Linked DNA regions of Homo sapiens: region 2 is linked to region 1. A link is a loop called in an ENCODE intact Hi-C map of the cell type or tissue named here. Cell type or tissue: heart left ventricle. All regions are shown on one strand. Links, peaks and the distances in the headings refer to the core of each region. The heading gives the core; the rest is flanking DNA. Region 1 has its middle 150 kb from the start of POLR2M. Region 2 has its middle 140 kb from the start of ALDH1A2-AS1.

Region 1 (8,521 bases), core at 88-8,087:
AATACCCATCCCTCCTTCCCACCCTTGGTATTATCAAAATACTAAAGTATTTTTTAGTATTTTCAAATACTAAAGACAAATGATTTTATATTTTAAATACCTGTATTTTATGAAAGAGCAATATTAAAAATACTGAAAAAGCTTGCTTTCTTTAGGCAAGTTAATAGCTTTATATCACCTTTAAGCAGAGAAACTCTAAATTTGAGCACTAATGCTCCCTGTGTTCAATCTTTCCTCACCTGGAAGGGGGATGAAGGAATCACGCCTGGGTTTCTTCAAGTCTAAACAACTATCATCCCCCCATTGTTTCCGTTTCCTTTTAGTGTTAGATCTTTCATTTCATTTGGGGTCATTATTTTTGTGCCTTGATCTCTGGGATTATAGTTGCCCAGTTCTGCTCGCGTACAAATGAAGTGGAGCCTTCATTAGTTCTACCCCATTTATGACAGCATTCTTCCTTGTGCAATGTAGGGAGCCTAATGTGGTCTTACTGAAGTCTCTATGACCCACTCTGTGTCATAGAATTGCATTCTCTTGGATCTTGGATAGCGAATTACAAGTTTGATTGGGTTTCAGCAATGCACTTGGCTGAAAATACACGTAAGACTTTATTTTGGGGGATGCCATTCCAATGAAGTTAGTTGTCCACATTTTCTATTCCACTTTCATTTTGAACATCGTTAGTGTTTTCCATTTCCTAGCCTTTCTTTGCAAGGTTCATTTAAGATAATTAAGATTTTGGTGAATGACAGAATGGTAATTCCAACCGCAAGCCCTATGAGATGGGGAAGGATGAGTCAAATAAGGTTAAACGATGGGTGACAGGGAATCCCTTCTCTTGACACCATTTCTAAATTTGCAAGAAACTTGAACCCTGGAGTGCTTAACTCTTCTTCCACTCCATGTCCAAAGGGTATTATTGTCATGAAGGAGGTCTTTGAAGTGTTAGTAGGATGCTTGTGGTTTCAAAACATTTTCTCCTTCTCTGGTGCAGTCTCCCCACAGCTGTTTTCATTGCCCCTCCTTCCTCCTACCCAAGATGTTCTGCCAAACATGCACCTCCTCCAAGTGACAACAGCCCTCTGACCAAATAGAAATTGCTACCCCACTAACAAATTAGAGATGTCCTCAGGCCCAAAGTTTCCCCAAGATTTTAGACTCCTCTGCCCAAGAACTTTGGGACAGTTTTCCATACCTTAGACAACTGTTGGTGTCAGTGGCAACTATTAACTCCTTCTTTAGAGGCAACTAATTAAGATCCAAGATCAGGAATATGTTTCCTTTGTTTTCTACCTGACCAAAGGCTCCTCTCTTCTGGGGCAACCCCCAGGATTGGAGTAGCCTTTGTATTTTTTACTGTGTAGGGGAAAAATTTACAAATGTCTATCAATCAATCCTAGTTTTCTAGTTATTTAGGCAGCTACTCAATGTTCATAATCATTTCTACCCAGGTATCTGTGGCAGCCTCTCATTTTGCGGCAGATGTGACAGTCATATGTGATCTAGGGTTTGGGATGATTTTACCTTGAGAAATGCCCTAGGAGTCTATGATAGTCTTCAACAAGGAGGAAATATTGTGTATTATTCACGGTTTTACTGTTATTTAATCACAGAGGAACTATATGTTTGGCTATAAGCTATGTCTTAGAACTGGGTTAATGATCCCAAGCAGAATGTCTGTCACACAGGTCATCAGTCAATGTTTGCAGAATAAGCCAGCTAGGGTTTTATTTAAAAAAAAAAAAATCAACATGCCAAAGGGTTAGCTGGCACAGATGAGAATCTATATTCTGGGTAATATTCTCTAGTAGTAAAAAAAGATAAGGAAAGGTAAAGACCAAATTATTTGACATAAATGCTTTTAATGGGATAGGAAGAAAAGAAAAAAGTAAAACTAGTTGAGGTGAGCGAGTGTAGAACCTTGGATTTCTAATTCAAGATGAGTTTTTTTTTCCCCCAAAAACTGCTCTGAAGTGACAGAAAAAATAAAGTATAAATAGTGCTTGAAGACAGAAATTAGTACCATCAGATACTGAATTTTTAGGCAATAATGAAGATGGAATAATGTTAATGGCAGGGAAAAAAAAAACCCAACAGTGTCTTAAAGCAGTTACAGGAGAAAGCTCCTGTACAGGTAAGGTTGGCTTTTCCCAGCCTAGAGAAACAAACACAGAGTCAGCAGTTACACAGATCAGCAACAGGAGTGGCATGACCTGAAGGCAGAAGGCTTCTAGTAACAAACTACTCATACCCTGCCTTCACCCAACACTCTCCTTACTCTCCCATCCTTTAGAGTGTTTGGCTGAGCCTTTGGAGAAAAACAGCTTTTTCTACAAGAATCTTTGTGTGCCTGCCCAGTGAGGAGCGAAGGTGTGCTTCCTAGTGTGGGCACAGCAGTAGAGGTAACGCCAGATACAGGAGCAGAGCCAGGGTGAGTCAAGAGGAGTGTGTAATAAAGAAAGAATTAGTGATTTGAGATGATGTGAGAACTCCAAGGATTAAAGGGAAACTCCTAAACACTTTCAGAAAGAAGGTGTTTTAAAAGTGAAAGAAAAGCTAAAAGAAGAAAAGAAAAAGAAAAAAAAAGCAAAACATGCAAAAAATTTAAAAGGCTCAAAATCAGCCATATAAAGACACGGGTCATATTGACCACAATGCGCTAAAAGCAGAAATGAGTAAGATAAAAATTGTAAAATAAAAATATTTTACAATTACTATGGCCTATTTGATAAGCCCAGGAGGAATAGCTCAACTGCTTAGCAATCATCATGGGAAAGGCTCAACCAGTCAGAACAGACTGTCCACCCCAGCAGAATGGGTACCCAGAAATCTGTGCTGATGCAAACCTGCTAGGGGCAAACCTGTTGAACATCAAACCTAGATTGGTTCCAAGAGGCCTTGGTTCCATGTTGGTGGAGCAGCTGAATACTACTTGGTTTGAGGCACAGTTTCTTGGAAGACTGTTGCAGTCTCAGAGCTTCAAATTTTACGAATTTCCCAACTAACATCCTTTATCTGGTTCAATCCATGATCTGACATTGCAGTTAGTTGTCATGCATCCTTAATCTCCTCTAATGTGTTAACAGTTCCTCAGTCTTTCGTGTTACTTTGAAAAATACCGTTCGGTTATTTTTCACAGTCTTCCTCAATTTGGATTACTCATATGATTTAGGCTGAGGTTATGTATATTTGGCAAAATACCATGGAAGTGTTGCTGGGTCCTTCTCAGTGTATCATATCAGGAGGCACATAATGTTAGTGTGCCTTGCAACTGGTGATGTTAAGTGATTACTTGGTTAAGGTAGCATCCACTTTTTTCCACTATGAAGCTACTGTTTTTCCTTTATAAGTAATAAGTGTCTTACAGGAAGATCTTTTGAAACTGTGCCAGTGTCCTACTTTTTAATCAAACTCTCACCCACTAATTTTAGCAACCACTGATAGTTCTTGCTAACAATAACTATTACTGTTGTGTTTGTCTAGAAGTGATTTTCCATTTCCATTATCTCTTCTGCATTTATTCATTGGAATTACACTGTCAGAAGAGCTGTTTCTTCTCCCTTCTCTACTTATTCAATTATTTATTTGTATCAGTTGGATTCATGGTTATTTTATTTTATTACTGTTATGTATTTTGTTGCTCAGATTGTTCCAGCTTTGGTCATTGGGAGTTCCTTCAAGTTGGTTCCTGTGTTCTTCTGACATGTAGACATCATTTTTTTTGAAGCATTTACATTATTTTTCAAGCTTATCTTACGTTGTACCTGACCCAGCTCTGGAATCAACCACTTCTCCAGTGAGTTCTGGCTTATTTTATTGGAGAATGGTATTTAGAAACCAAGATCTGGGTGCTAGGTGTGCTTGTTGCTATTGGGTTGTCATTACTTCTAGGTCTTCTCAGTGGATGGAGTTAGAAAAGGTATGTATGTATACTCACATATATACATGCACATTTTTATACATTTTCTTTTGAGTTAAGAGATACATTTTCTGTCTTCTTCTGAGCCATTTTTAAAAGAGACACAGACCACGGACCATCAGCTTACTTTTATTTCGATATATTTACTTATTGCTTTAGTAGGTATCACAGTATAAGAATTTTGTCTAATGGCTCAAGCTCTTGAGAAAAAGAAAATGAAAAAGGCTTTGCGCCCTCTTGTGGTCAAACTGAGTAACTGGTATTTCATGGCATTGGAACAAGAGTTGAACGTATGAATGAGATAGAGTGGCATTGACCTATAGCGTAAAATATATAATCTGATAGAGTTAGCTTGTGACTATCCTGTAGCATGAATGAACCTAAAGGGAGTAATTTATAGCCAATGTTTTTCTGAGTTACCCGAGATCATAATATAACCAACATTTTACCAAAGGTGTTCAGATAGATCTTCCCATTGGATCCTCACAGCAATCTTGCAAGGCAGATTTTTATTATCCCTAGTTTACAAATAAGGAACCAGTTTCAAAGAAGCTAAATAATTTTCATAAGTCAATTTTGTAACTTGTTTGGAACTACAGCTGGAACTTGAACTTGTGTGGTAAGAAGGAGTTGGTCTGACTTGTCATTGTTAACCCTCTGCTTTTTCTGCTGAAGAACTTTAAAATACGTTAAACATTTCATTACAATGGAAGAAAATTATCAAACCTTAAACCCAGAAAATCAGAATCATAATTTAAAAAGGAAAGGAAGGAAGGAAAGAAAGAAAAACAAGTCTCCTACAATTTGGCTCTTGAAAACATTTTTAGAAGTTCATAAAAATGAGAAAAAGACAATCCTATCATTGAAGTTTTTTGTTTTATCAAGTTAACACCTAGTTAAAACAGGTAATGGAAGCCATATAAATACAAAATCCAGACTCTCAATAAACTTCCTACACCAGATGTGGACTGAGATACACTCCATTCTGGGAAGTTGGCCACCATAAACCTCTGACAGCCATAGATGAGTCATCTAACCATCTCATTCCATGTGATCACAGGTCTTTGTAGTGTTACTCGTGCTTGGGCTGAATAGAAATATCACCATAAATCTCCTAACTAAAAGGATGCAGTTTCTCATTTTCATTTAGACAGATTTGAAAATAGGGATGAGATTGATCAATACACTCATCTTTCTGCAATCATCTGAGAGGCCAAAATGGCCTTGAGGATGATATATGGCATGCACAATGTGAATCTCTAAAAGCTTTTGGTCTCTCAAGGTTATTACGAAGACAACCATGGGAAGTAATAAAGCTGTGTCGTTTATTTAAAGTGAGGGCCCTAATCTTTTTTCTACTGGTACTTCCCGCTTTTCTATTTTAAAAGCGCTGACTGGACAATATGAAAGAAAAGAAAGGTGCCAATTTTAAACCCTCAGGAAGTCCATTTGGTGAATGGATTCTAGAAAGGTAAAATCAAATGTTTCACAAATAAAAGTTGGTGTTGGGTTAACTTTCAAATTGATGCCAGACTTAAGCTTTGGAGGTGTGTCATTTTTATCCAAATAACAATGCAGAAACGACACAAAGATTCCCATCCCTGCCCATGGCAGTAGACAGAATTCCAAGTGGAGTTGCATTACTTGGACCTGAGAGGGTTGGTGGTTTGAATGAAGTTCAGTGGAACCATTTCTATCTGATGAAGTGTGAAATATAATTGCTAAATATGGTTTTGAAAATCAAAATGGGCGAAATATGCTGTGAAAGAGAATTTCCAAGACAAGCTGGGAATATAAACAAGCAAAAATAAAACCAGTGAAAACATAAGCAGCAGAGAGTCTTCAAGGTCAAGGCTGTTAAGGGAACCCACAGGTTCTGTAACATTCTTGTCATTGTCTTTTCCTCCGCATCCTCAGCTGGCCAACGAGGAGACCAAGAGCAGGCTCGTGTCGTCATCTGGCTAGTGTCTAGACATGAGCATGAATGCTCTCCTCCCACACACAGGTGCTGCCATGTGATGTCTGCACGCCACATGGCACATCCCAAGGAAGGTCATGCTGGGAAGGGACTGGGTGTGTCCTGAGTTCTGGTCCATTGCGTCCAGAGGCACAATCTCCAGAGTGACACAGGGAATGAAGGAATCTTCATTTCCAGCCAGTTTTATGCAGCAGGAAACACAATGACCGTGACAATCCCTTCCTGTCCCATGGAAGCCTGGGGGAACATAGGAGAAGCATCTGCACTGCACACCCATCTGGAGCCTGCAGACCAGGTCCTGGAGACGTTATGTTCTGTGATTAAACCATCTGGAAAGCAACATGGTAGGATGAGAAGGGCCACTCCAGGGTAACCCACCTTATGACTTGTAATCATGTTGAGCCCTGTGGACCTTGCTCACCTGGCTGCCGCCTTGCTCACCATCCTGCAAGCACCAATACTCCAGCTCTTTAGGGCTCTCTTTCCCCTTCAGTTCTGTGCATGCTGTTACCACAGCCCGGAATCCATGGGCCAAGTAGCTAGTGCTCTCAGACCCTGCTCAGGTGTCCCTTCTCCAGGAAGTCTCTGAATTCCCATTTCCCTTCTCACCCACTCCTTGAGGAGGATTCTAAGACTAGGTTTGGACCCAGCAGGAAGAAGTGCTTGAGGTCAAAGTCTAGCACAGGTATGGGAGCGGAAGTAGAGGCAGGCAGGCAAAATATCTGCCGTTTCAGGGTAAGTTGTGAATAGAACAAACAGTTCCACAATTAAAGTTAAGAGTTTGGAAACACTGGACTTGGCCGCTTTTTCTCGTCTTCACTGAGCCACCTGCTAACCCATGACTTGTTCTCCTAAGTGGACTCAATCATGAGGAAGGAGTATTCAGAGCCAGGGACCAGTTACTGGTAGCTTACCAGGCCACCTTTCTGTAGAAAGCAATAAATTGGCCTTTGGGTTTATTTCTAAGTGTCCAGGCGTTTAGCCAGTGCAGGTCTATCTGCCAGAGCCTGACTACCCTCAGCATGCTGAGAAAGTGGGGTTCATGTGCTGGGAAGCTGAACCGAAGAGTGGCCATTGTATGCCCTGCTTGGGGTAAAGAGAGGCCTCTATGGCTATCTTTCATCAGAATGAATGGCAGGGCCCAGTGGACTTTCTCTTAATTCAGTCTTCTCCTTGCAGAGGCTTTTTCTTAAACTCAAGCTTTCCCTGGCAAACTCAGAACAGGATGAAATGATCTGGCAAAGGGAAATGAAGAGGAGGAATTATCCAGGGGATTTGATCCTTGTGGTCATTTTTCAGACAAAAATGTTCCATCCATCCCTTTCTTCAAGAGCAGGAATTTGGTACCTGCAATATCCAGATCATTACATTACTTCTCTTGGCATTTGAAAAGAAAATTGTTTTGTGTGTCTGTGAGAAAGAGATTTAATGTATTTATATTCCTTTGATGCCTACTTCCCCTCTGAGTTTCTATTACCACAACCAATGATCCCCCTGCATGTAGTTTTGTAATGTGAAGCCCACACATAGAGTTTTTTTTTTTTTAAGTAAAATTGAGCTTCTAAAATTACCTAAGAGCTGCCAATTCTGAAAATTAACCTCTGTTTAATTAGTTTTGAATGACAACAAACCCAAACTAGTTAAGGTAGAAGCTGAGAGGAAGGAGTACTATGGGAGTTTTCACATTGAATCTCCTGTGTGGCCCTCAAACCAAAGTTTCAGGAGAATGCTGCCAAATAAAAGAGTGGATGATTAAGTGGAAATTAGGAAAACTTTTGTAAAATTGACAAAGGAAAGTCAGAACATTTCAAAGTTTTCTCAGAACTGAATAACAATATAGATCTTCCCTGTCTTTTTCTACCTCTCCCCGCAAGACCTGAGTGCCGGTCATTTTTTAGAAAAGGTGCTCAAATTGACACTTTGGAGATTTCCAGTGCCTTCTATGTGACATGTTTAAGTGCAGGGCTGTGAGGTGAGCACTGATACCATCCCCATTCATTTCAAAGGCTTAGTGCACTATTCAGGCTCGCGGTGAGGGCCCAGTTGATGCTAGCCACTATTACTCTATTAATTTGTGGGAGTAACCAGCCCTTCTGCTTGGGACTGGAACCATTTCTGATTGGTTGGTAATTGCTTTACTATGTTTTGAATGGTGGCACTTAGTGGGCAGAGTTTTCTAGTAAAATCTCAATAGGTATAAAGTGTACAGGTGTCTTCGTAACTTGTTTATAAGCTTACTTGAAGGTAAAGATATTGTTCCATCGATCTTTGTGGCTCACACAGCACGTAGCACAGTAGTTTTCCATAGTAGGTCCTCAAAGAAACTTTTAAATAATAAAATGAAACCTCTGTGTGTAAAGCCATAGACGTGCTTGGTTGGTTTTGTGAAATCTCGTGTCTAAGCAAAAGGCTGATCGACATGGAAGGGTGATGATACCTGAAGAAATGAGCAAAGGTGCCCCCCAACAGAACCTTCCATGATGATGGAAATGTTCTGACCTATGTTGTCCACTAGGGGAGCCACCAGCCACCAGTGAATGCTGAGCACCTGGAATGTGGGTACCATGGCTGAAGTACTAAATGTTCAAGTTTATTCAATTTTAATTAATTTCACTTGGAAGTTA
Region 2 (8,521 bases), core at 419-8,418, 62 kb after region 1:
TCCCCCACTTACTTTGTCTGAGCCATCTGGTCATCTTTCTCTCTTATGAACACAAAATTCCCTTCTGCTACATGGCCTTAGCGCCTGTAACCTGGAACAGGTCCCTCCTTTCTGTGGCACAGCGATTCTCCCTTAGAACCTGCCAAAGAAAGGGAAATATCAAAGGAAGGGGCCATATAGTCTGCTCAGCTTCCAGGGTCCGCTGCTGGTCTGCAGTCTTCACCCTCCATAATAATTGCAGGATGTAACCCAAGGTGGTTATACTGGGGAATCAGGGATCCTTGGAAATCTCCTAGTAGCTCCAATACCTCCTGACCACCATGTCTGCTTGCCACACACAGTTCACATGCTGCGTGAAAATTAGTTGTGAGTAGTTGTTTTCCTGAAGGTTCAAGGGAACATCCCAAAACTGTACCCAATGGAAGAACAAGGAGTTCTAACTTATCAGGCTAACTTGCCCCGTGGGCAGAAGTGAGGGTTGGGTTGTAGGGCTTCACACTGGTCTTTGAATGGATGGTCCCCACCCCTTCAACCCTTGCTCCCTCCCCAAGCTTCTTTGTGACCCACTTTCAGGCCCCTCTTTCAACTCCCAACATCCAAAGCCCAGCCCCCACTCCTCAGGACCCTCACCCCCTTAACCACAAACCAGAGCCCTGGTCCTGCCCACTGTGCCTCCCTGGATATTCACAGATGCTAATGGGCTATTCCTCTGCTGCTTCTCTCTCAGAGGGGCAGTGAGCAGCTCTACCTCACAGCCAGTAACTATGGTTGCTTCATCTGAAATTTGGTCTCTGTTCTCTGGGGGATGCCTGTCACTAGTTTCCTTTTGAGTTACCTAGGGCAATGTGCCACTGTACAAATTTAATCTTTTTCTAAGAATGCCATAGTCTAGTTCATGAAGAAAGCCTTTAAAAAATTTACATGACCCTGACCTTGTGAAGAAACTCTGGCCTTTCAATGCTATATAAAATATGCCATATATATGGCATACAATGTACATATATTTGCCTACTTTCTGACCGTGTTCATTATAAACAGCCCCTCACCTCGACTCCGTCCCCACATTCACTGAAACCCCATCTGTCTGACCTGTTCAGGATGGAAGGCACTGCCTCCATATAGTTTTCTCTGATGCTTCTTGTTTCTCCCTATAAAGTGAGAGAGGGTTCATGTTCATGTCAATTGTTCTCTCCATGGGCATGCTTTTCCTTTAGACTGGAATATTGCTTCTTCCCCAGACTCTAACTGAATGCCTCTTGTCTTTCACTTCTTAGCTCAAACTTCATCATGGAGTTCTCTTTCTTGCTCTTTCTTTCCTTATTTACTGTGTACCAGGCCCTGAGCCAGATGTTGGGGATTAAGGATGAGTCAAAACAAACATGTGCCTGTCCTTATGGAGCTTATTTCTGGGGTAGGGGAAGCAGACAATAAAGTTGGTAAACATAAGAATGAAGCTGTGATAAGCTCCAAATATGCAAGGTACATGTGCTATAAAGAACCATAAATGGGGGAATTGGACGTAGTCGGGGAGGTCTGGGAAAGCTGCTTTAGGCAAGCAGGGACACATAGGAGCATCTCAAGCACTGGAACAGCCCATGGAAGGGTCACAAAACATATATTCGAGCTGGAAAGAGGGCTGGGGTGGCTGGAATGGAGAGAGTGCAGGCTATGTTCAGAATGAGTTGCAGAGAGAGGAAAGGGCAGGATACCCAGGATTTTGTAGTTATCCTCTAGAATTGTGCTTTGATTCTGAAAGCAAAGAGAAGACATGGAGGTTTTAAGTGCGGGATGGGGCTGAGAATGTCAAAGGGCAGGGAAGTAGAGGGTGAGGGGTAAAGGGTGACATAGCTGGGTTTTCTTTTCAGAATATCACTGCGCTGCATTGTGTACAGTGGAGTGCAAAGTGGGTGGCAGCCAACCTGGTAGCGGGTACTACAGTGGTGCATTCGAGACATGTGCTAGTGGAGATAGTGGCAGTGAACATGAAGAGAGGTGCAAAATTCCAAAGATACCTGGGAGCATGGCTTAAGGGGATCTCATCAAAGCTGGCAGTAAAGAATGAGCAGGTGTGAGGATTCCCTGGTCATTGGCCCCTACTTTATATGAAGGGGAGGGAGCAGTGCTGTTCTCTGAGATGGGTAGGACTGAAAAAAGCTTTGATTTGGAAGGACAGATCCTGAGTTCTATTAGGCCTTCCCTCTTATCTAGGTCAGAACTCACTGTATAAACCCTCACAACATACAGCACTGTTGTAATTAATCATTATCTCAGTAGTTATGCGTTTATTATGTGAATTTCCTGAACAATTATTAGGTCCATGAGGGTGGGACTTGAATTTCTCTTGTTCACCAGGAAATCCACAAGGCCTGACTTGCTGGCATTCAGCGAATGTTTGTTGAATAAATTAGTGACCATCTGCCTTGCTCCTTCCACCCATGGGAAATCACCGTTTGAAACATTCAGCATTTCTGCAACCTCCATGCATCCCAAACAGAATTTGTTACTAACTGCACATGCTGGAGTTGAAAAGCACTGGGCTTGGACTCAAAAGACCTGGGTTGAAGTCCCGCTAGTTATGTGCTGTGCTAGCAAAATGTCTACAGATGAGTCAGAAATGCCCAGAATATGTTCCTTCGTTGACAGAGTGACCTGAAAGCCGGGCCATTCAGAATACAGACCACACCAAACTGAGCCAAAGCAGTCATCCTTCTGAAGATGTTATCTCCAGCATGCCCTATAATGGCTTATTTCACTTTGTTTAATTTTATTCCATTGTATTGTTATTTTTATATGATGGGATCCTGGAGGGACCTCAGAACACATCAGGGGTCTCCAAGAAAGGACCAAGTTTCCCCCAACAGTAGGGCTGCCCCAAAATGAATTTCTCTAGGAGATGTTTGTGTAAGATACATTTGCCTCATCATTATTTCTTGGGAAAGAAGTCAGCCAGAGGGGTCATCATATGAGCTCTGAGTCACAGGGTACAGGGGAGGAGCAACTATCCCAGACTCAGGAGTCCTAGTTCTAGTCCCAACCAGACGTGTGACTTGACAAACAACCACTTCCCACCCATGCCTGGGTTTCTGCATGGAGAGAATGTTAATAAAAGTGGAGTGCTAATCTAATGCCTATTCCCAAGGTGAAAGTGGGCATTGGTGGGGTTGGGGGTAGTTGTTGCCGAGGCAGAAGGGGTAATAGTTTACAAGACCAAAGTCAAGAAGGACCAGAGCTGGTGAAATGAGGCTGTTGACCTGTCCAGGAGGCACTATGAGGAACAGGTTCAAACCTCCAGCTGCTCAGTCCCCTGGGATCATTTCTGTGCCCCCACCCCCCATTATTTCCTATCATAGTTCTCTATTATTTAAAATAACACAAAAAAACACAATTTTAAGTTAAATATTCATGTGATTAAATTTTAAATGTATCTCTGCTATTATTCTGTAAGCTTTATCCAATGCTCATTCTGTATGAATAGACCTTAGCACAGTATTCACCAGGCACAGATTAAATGGAGATCTGTTGAATGACTTAATGGATAGATGGATGCGTGGAAGCAGTGTTTCCCAAGCTTCAGCATTCCCTTCAAATGGCTCATCTGCCTTCTATGTGTTAATGAGCTTGTTCCCTCTTCCCTCGCAACTAACCCCTAGCCCCCATCCAAGCAGAGCCCAAACCACTTTCTCTGTTCCCAAGAGAAAAACATGGATCTCTTCTGCTTGCTCATCTGACTTGGCATTGGGACTCTTCATTGATTACATGGCTGCTGTCCTGAGAGTCTTTACCTTTATGATGGAAGAGTTAGAAATTAGCCCAGTCCCGAAGATTACTTGAGGCCATCCATCAGCCACCACCGAATTTCTAGAGTAAGTTTGCTAAGACCTCCAAGACCACTGTGGTTCTGACAAGGAGAGCAGCTTGATTGTTTTGTTCTTGTTATTTGTTAGGCCTGTGTACCTTCCAAACAGTATCATTCATCCTCCCAACTACCTTGTGGTGTAGATGCTGTTCTTATTTCTATTTCCCATGCAAGGGTACTGAGGCACAGAGGGGCAATTGCCCAAGGTCACACAAACAGCAATGGGCTGAGCTGGCTTTGGATTCAGGCAGCCTGAGTACAGAGACCATGCCTGTAACCATTATGATCAATTTCCTCTTGTCCTAAAGTGTGTTCCTTTTGGTTAAGTTCTGCTCCAGCTGTGAGATTTCTATTCTAGGGTTCATACTGGGTCTCCAAGTAATGCCCGATTGCAAAGTGGGCGGGTGTGGAGGGGGCTGCTGTGTCCCGGGGAGAGGAAATATTTTGATTTTTGAGTGTAAATGGTGCATACAAGTTCTGCAGATTGTCCTCCAGGGGCTGCAAGCTGTGCTTTCAGGAAACACTCAAGTGTCCGCTCTGGACAGGATCAGCTCAGGGAGGAGGGGCAGGTGCCCAGCTCCTGCCTGCCAGATTTGGGCAAGCAGCCCAGGACAGAGGTGACTCCCACACCTTCACTTCCCCGATACAGGCCTGGTGTGGAAGCTCTGATTCAGCAGAGGCAAACTCTTTCTCACCATTGCATTTATTTCTGCTTTAAACAATAAGGATATAAAAGAGAATTTGGGAATTAAATCCAAAAGTATGCCAGTGGACAACAGCATATAGAGGTATTTCGTAAAGCTCCATTTTTAAGTAACAGAAACCCTCCCAATTAGTGATTTTAACCCTTTTAAAAAATTGCTTGGATTAAAATAAGCTTTTAAGCAAACCTGGAACCAATATGCTGTTGTTTCTCCTGTTTGTATCAATCTTACAGCTGTTGCTTTGCTAGGATTAATTTGCCTCTGAGGGGTTTCAACACTATCCTCCCTGGTGTATTTTCAGAGCCCATAATGTCATGTAATCGGGACCATGTTATTTTTGTCTGAATCTCTGGGAGTGATGTAAGAGGAAAAAGGAAACTAGCTAACTCCCAACCATTTGACCAAAGGTTAAATTAGTCTTGGCCTTTCCCCAGCTGGACAGAATGCTGCTCAAACATTTATTCCATCCAGCCAGGCAGAGTGGAAGCCCTCCTCCTTTCTTCTTTAATTGTTTTCCCTAAGATATCCATCCCCATCATGCCCCCAAATAACATGCCCATCCTTTTGCCCTCCTCCCCATGCCCCACCACCTTCACATCGTTCATTATAGAGCATCAGCACTGGAGAGAAGTGTGTAGAAAAGACTCAGGAGGTAGAAGTAGATCCTGATGTGGGAACTGGAAATATGTTTTTCTTGAGAAAGTCTTCCAGTCAGTGAGTGGCTGCTTGGAGGACACACTGCTTGGCTCCTTGCCTTTGTTACCAATGCAGATACCCAGCATTGCCAGGATCTCAGAAACACCCTGATACTTCCGATTGTAATTTCTACTTGAAACTGCCAAGAAATGCAAGCCAAAAACTCCACCCAAGCCCAGTAGCGGGTGTCCTTGTAAGACACATAGCCATGTCAACATTTCACCCTATCAGACTTAAACTTGGTCCAAGTATAGGAGGTTTCATTGGGGCTGGGAGTGGACCTTTAAAAACTAGCATATCTCTCCATCGACACTACCTACCTATCTACTTTGTATTTTCTTTCTTTCTTTCTTTTTTTTTTTTTTTTTTTTTGAGATGGAGTCTCACTTAGCTGCCCAGGCTGGAGTGCAGTGGCACGGTCTTGGCTCACTGCAACCTCTGCCTCCCGGGTTCAAGCAGTTCTCCTGCCTCAGCCACACAAGTAGCTGGGACTACAGGTGCGTGCCACCACACCTGGCTAATTTTTTGTATTTTTAGTCAAGATGGGGTTTCACCGTGTTAGCCAGGATGGTCTTGATCTCCTGACCTTGTGATCCGCCCGCGTCGGCCTCTCAAAGTGCTGGGATTACAGGCGTGAGCCACCTTTCCCGGCCTACTTTGTATTTTAAATAACTTCAGGGCATAAGTTGTGGCTATTGAATGACACACCAGGCCAGTGAAATATTCATGCTTCATTTTTGGCATTTTTTTTCTTTTGTCAGCAGGCAGAAATCCATTCAGTGGCCTGTACGGCAAACTACAGCCTTCTGAAAAAAATGTCTCCTCTCCCAGAAGCAAGGAACACTGTGATACAGTAGAATGAGCTGGGACTTTGGAGCTAGAAGACCTATAAATGCAATGGCTAACATTTATAGAGACTTCAAGTCTATGCTAAGCACTTTATATGCATGATTTCTTTCAGCATGTGCAATGATCCCAGGAGGCAGATACTTTTATTGTCCTCATTTTCAGAGAAGGAAATTGACTCTTCAAGTGTCTGGGTAACAGCCTAAGGTCCTAGAAGCAGAGGGAGGAAACCAGTCTGGGTTTATTGGGACAGCAAGTATATGGGCTACTCGACACTGCTTGCCTGAGAGCGTGCTATGAACCCACCTCAGTTCCTTCTTCCCTGAAATGGGAATAATAAAATTTGCCTTTCCTACAGACAAGTTGGAAAGTGAAGCACAGATGTAAAAAACTGTGGACACTGTGAAGCAATATGCAAGTGGTTCTGTTATTCCTATGACTGAGAAATGCTGTACAACAGGGACCCACCTCCTGCCTCCTGAGCTTCTGTTTTTGGCCTCAGCTCTTGCAATTCATGGGGTAATGGTGATGGTGGCTTACCTAAATGGTAATGATGACATTTCAAGTCTCAATGGATAAAATGTAAAAAGAAGTAGCAGCAAGAGAACAAGGAAAGGATCTAAGAAAACAAGGGCATATGGTGGCAAGGAGAGAGAAGGAGAAACAGGATGCTGAAATAGCAATCCTTGGGTCAGAATTTTTCCTATTAACACACTAGCCTGATGTCCATTCGGACATCTTTATCCACTCAGATTCATTCTTTCAAATGCATTCTGCAAGTAGCTCTCACATCTGACTTTTCTCTTTCCCCTCTGTTGCTGTCTTGGGTCAGGTGCCCATCACCATTCACTTGGGCTTCGTCATAGATGTCTTTGTCAAAGAGGCCTCCAGTCTCATCTTTTTCCAGCTCATCGTCCATCCTGTCAGCAGAAATCTTATTCCCCAAAGACTACCCTACCCCTTGAAGATGAACCTTTAATTTCTGAGCATGAGTAACTACCTTTCACGGCCTGGACCCTGCTAAGATTTAAAACTGTAGGTGAATTACTTCTCACATTTCTGTATTCCAGCCACACTGAACCACTGGCCATTCTCCATGCAGGACATTTTCTCTCTCATCACCGTGCTTTTCATATTTGGGAGGTGGAGAAGATGTCCTTCCCTTTCTTACCTAGTGAACTCCTATGCATCCCGCAAAGTCCAACTCACAAATCATCCATCCTCATATATTCTGTACTATAAGAGTGTACTGTATTTGAATTTACCAGTAATCTTATATATTACCTGTCATTTTCCCTCAGGGTTCTTAGATGTGTGTTAGTCATCTATAAATCTCTAGTATCAGTGTCTAGTGCACAGAAGTCACTTGATAGGGGTTGTTGAAAGAATGAATGAATCTCTAAATTTGGAATTGGGCTGTATACAAGACGGTTCTTCTTTTCTTTGTTCAGTTCACTGGCTGTGTCCTCTTAAAAATTTTCATGCATTTTCCAACAACCACAGAAACCATATTCTTCACCTCATGATGTGATGTGGCTATTTCTGATTCTTCCTGAGTTGAGGAACTGTGTGGCATGTAAAATATCTTAAAGCAAGCAATGTTTTTATTTTTATTTTTTTAGTTGAAGTTTTTATTCAGACAAACACGTTTACTGAACCCTTCAGAACCTTGGAAAAGATTTTGGTTCAGCACAAGGGTCAAGCAAAATCTCTGCCAGCACATTAATCCAGGGGAATGAACCTCCACAACCCCCTTACTCTGTTCTTCTCATTGGCTTAACAAAAAGAATTGGAACGTTGTTGACGACACCCTATCATCCAAAGGAGCAAGACTTGGAGCTATTCTTTCCATCAAAAAGAAACAATATAAATTGTGTGCACAGGCATGTTTCCATTGTTTTTTCATGAAAACCCACTCCAGTTCAGTGGGTTAACCACAGCTATTTCAGAGATACACTGTATTAGCTGTAGAGACCGCACATGTTGTAGACATGTTAATTGTTCCAGTTGACTAATATTCATTTATATATATTCTATTCTGATTTTCCCTGTTACCCAACATATATAATAACTAAAAAAATATAAACATATTTAACTGTTAGTTTTTTACTAGTCTGATTACAAATGAGGATTAAATTGTATGTGGTTAAAAGTAACAGCAATAACTTCAGCCAAGTTAAAATTAATAATTTCCACAGTCTCTTTTTAGAAATATTTATTAGGCTTAGCTAGAGTTCTAGATGAAACCAGTAAATTTTCTGGGAAGTTACTATACCTAAAACAGTTATCTGGTCGGTGGTTCCCAAATACAATCCCAAGGACCAGCGTAGGGCAATCGGCTTACAGAGTTTCAAAAGTGCTACCCTCAGACCCCAGCCCAGATATATACCCTGATTTAGTGTCTCTGGAAAGAGACTGG

The links. Peaks named below come from ENCODE experiments on the same cell type or tissue, not always from the same donor. Only the 100,000 strongest peaks of a DNase experiment are listed, where the experiment ranks them.
Region 2: a loop joins it to region 1, with 2.5 times the contacts of the local background. A loop is called at or near these places in 7 of 110 quality-filtered maps.

Annotation. Positions count from the first base shown.
Region 1 is chr15:57,857,074-57,865,594 of GRCh38, forward strand. No RefSeq gene overlaps it. Among named protein-coding and RNA genes, the nearest start is that of POLR2M, 150 kb to the left of the region's middle. In heart left ventricle, for the core only: CTCF peaks have their summits at 4,170 (motif pointing left) and 4,372; no DNase peak of the experiment used is centred there.
Region 2 is chr15:57,918,576-57,927,096 of GRCh38, forward strand. No RefSeq gene overlaps it. Among named protein-coding and RNA genes, the nearest start is that of ALDH1A2-AS1, 140 kb to the right of the region's middle. In heart left ventricle, for the core only: a CTCF peak has its summit at 4,331; a DNase peak (open chromatin) is centred at 4,426; H3K4me3 peaks cover 495 bases; H3K27ac peaks cover 2,532 bases.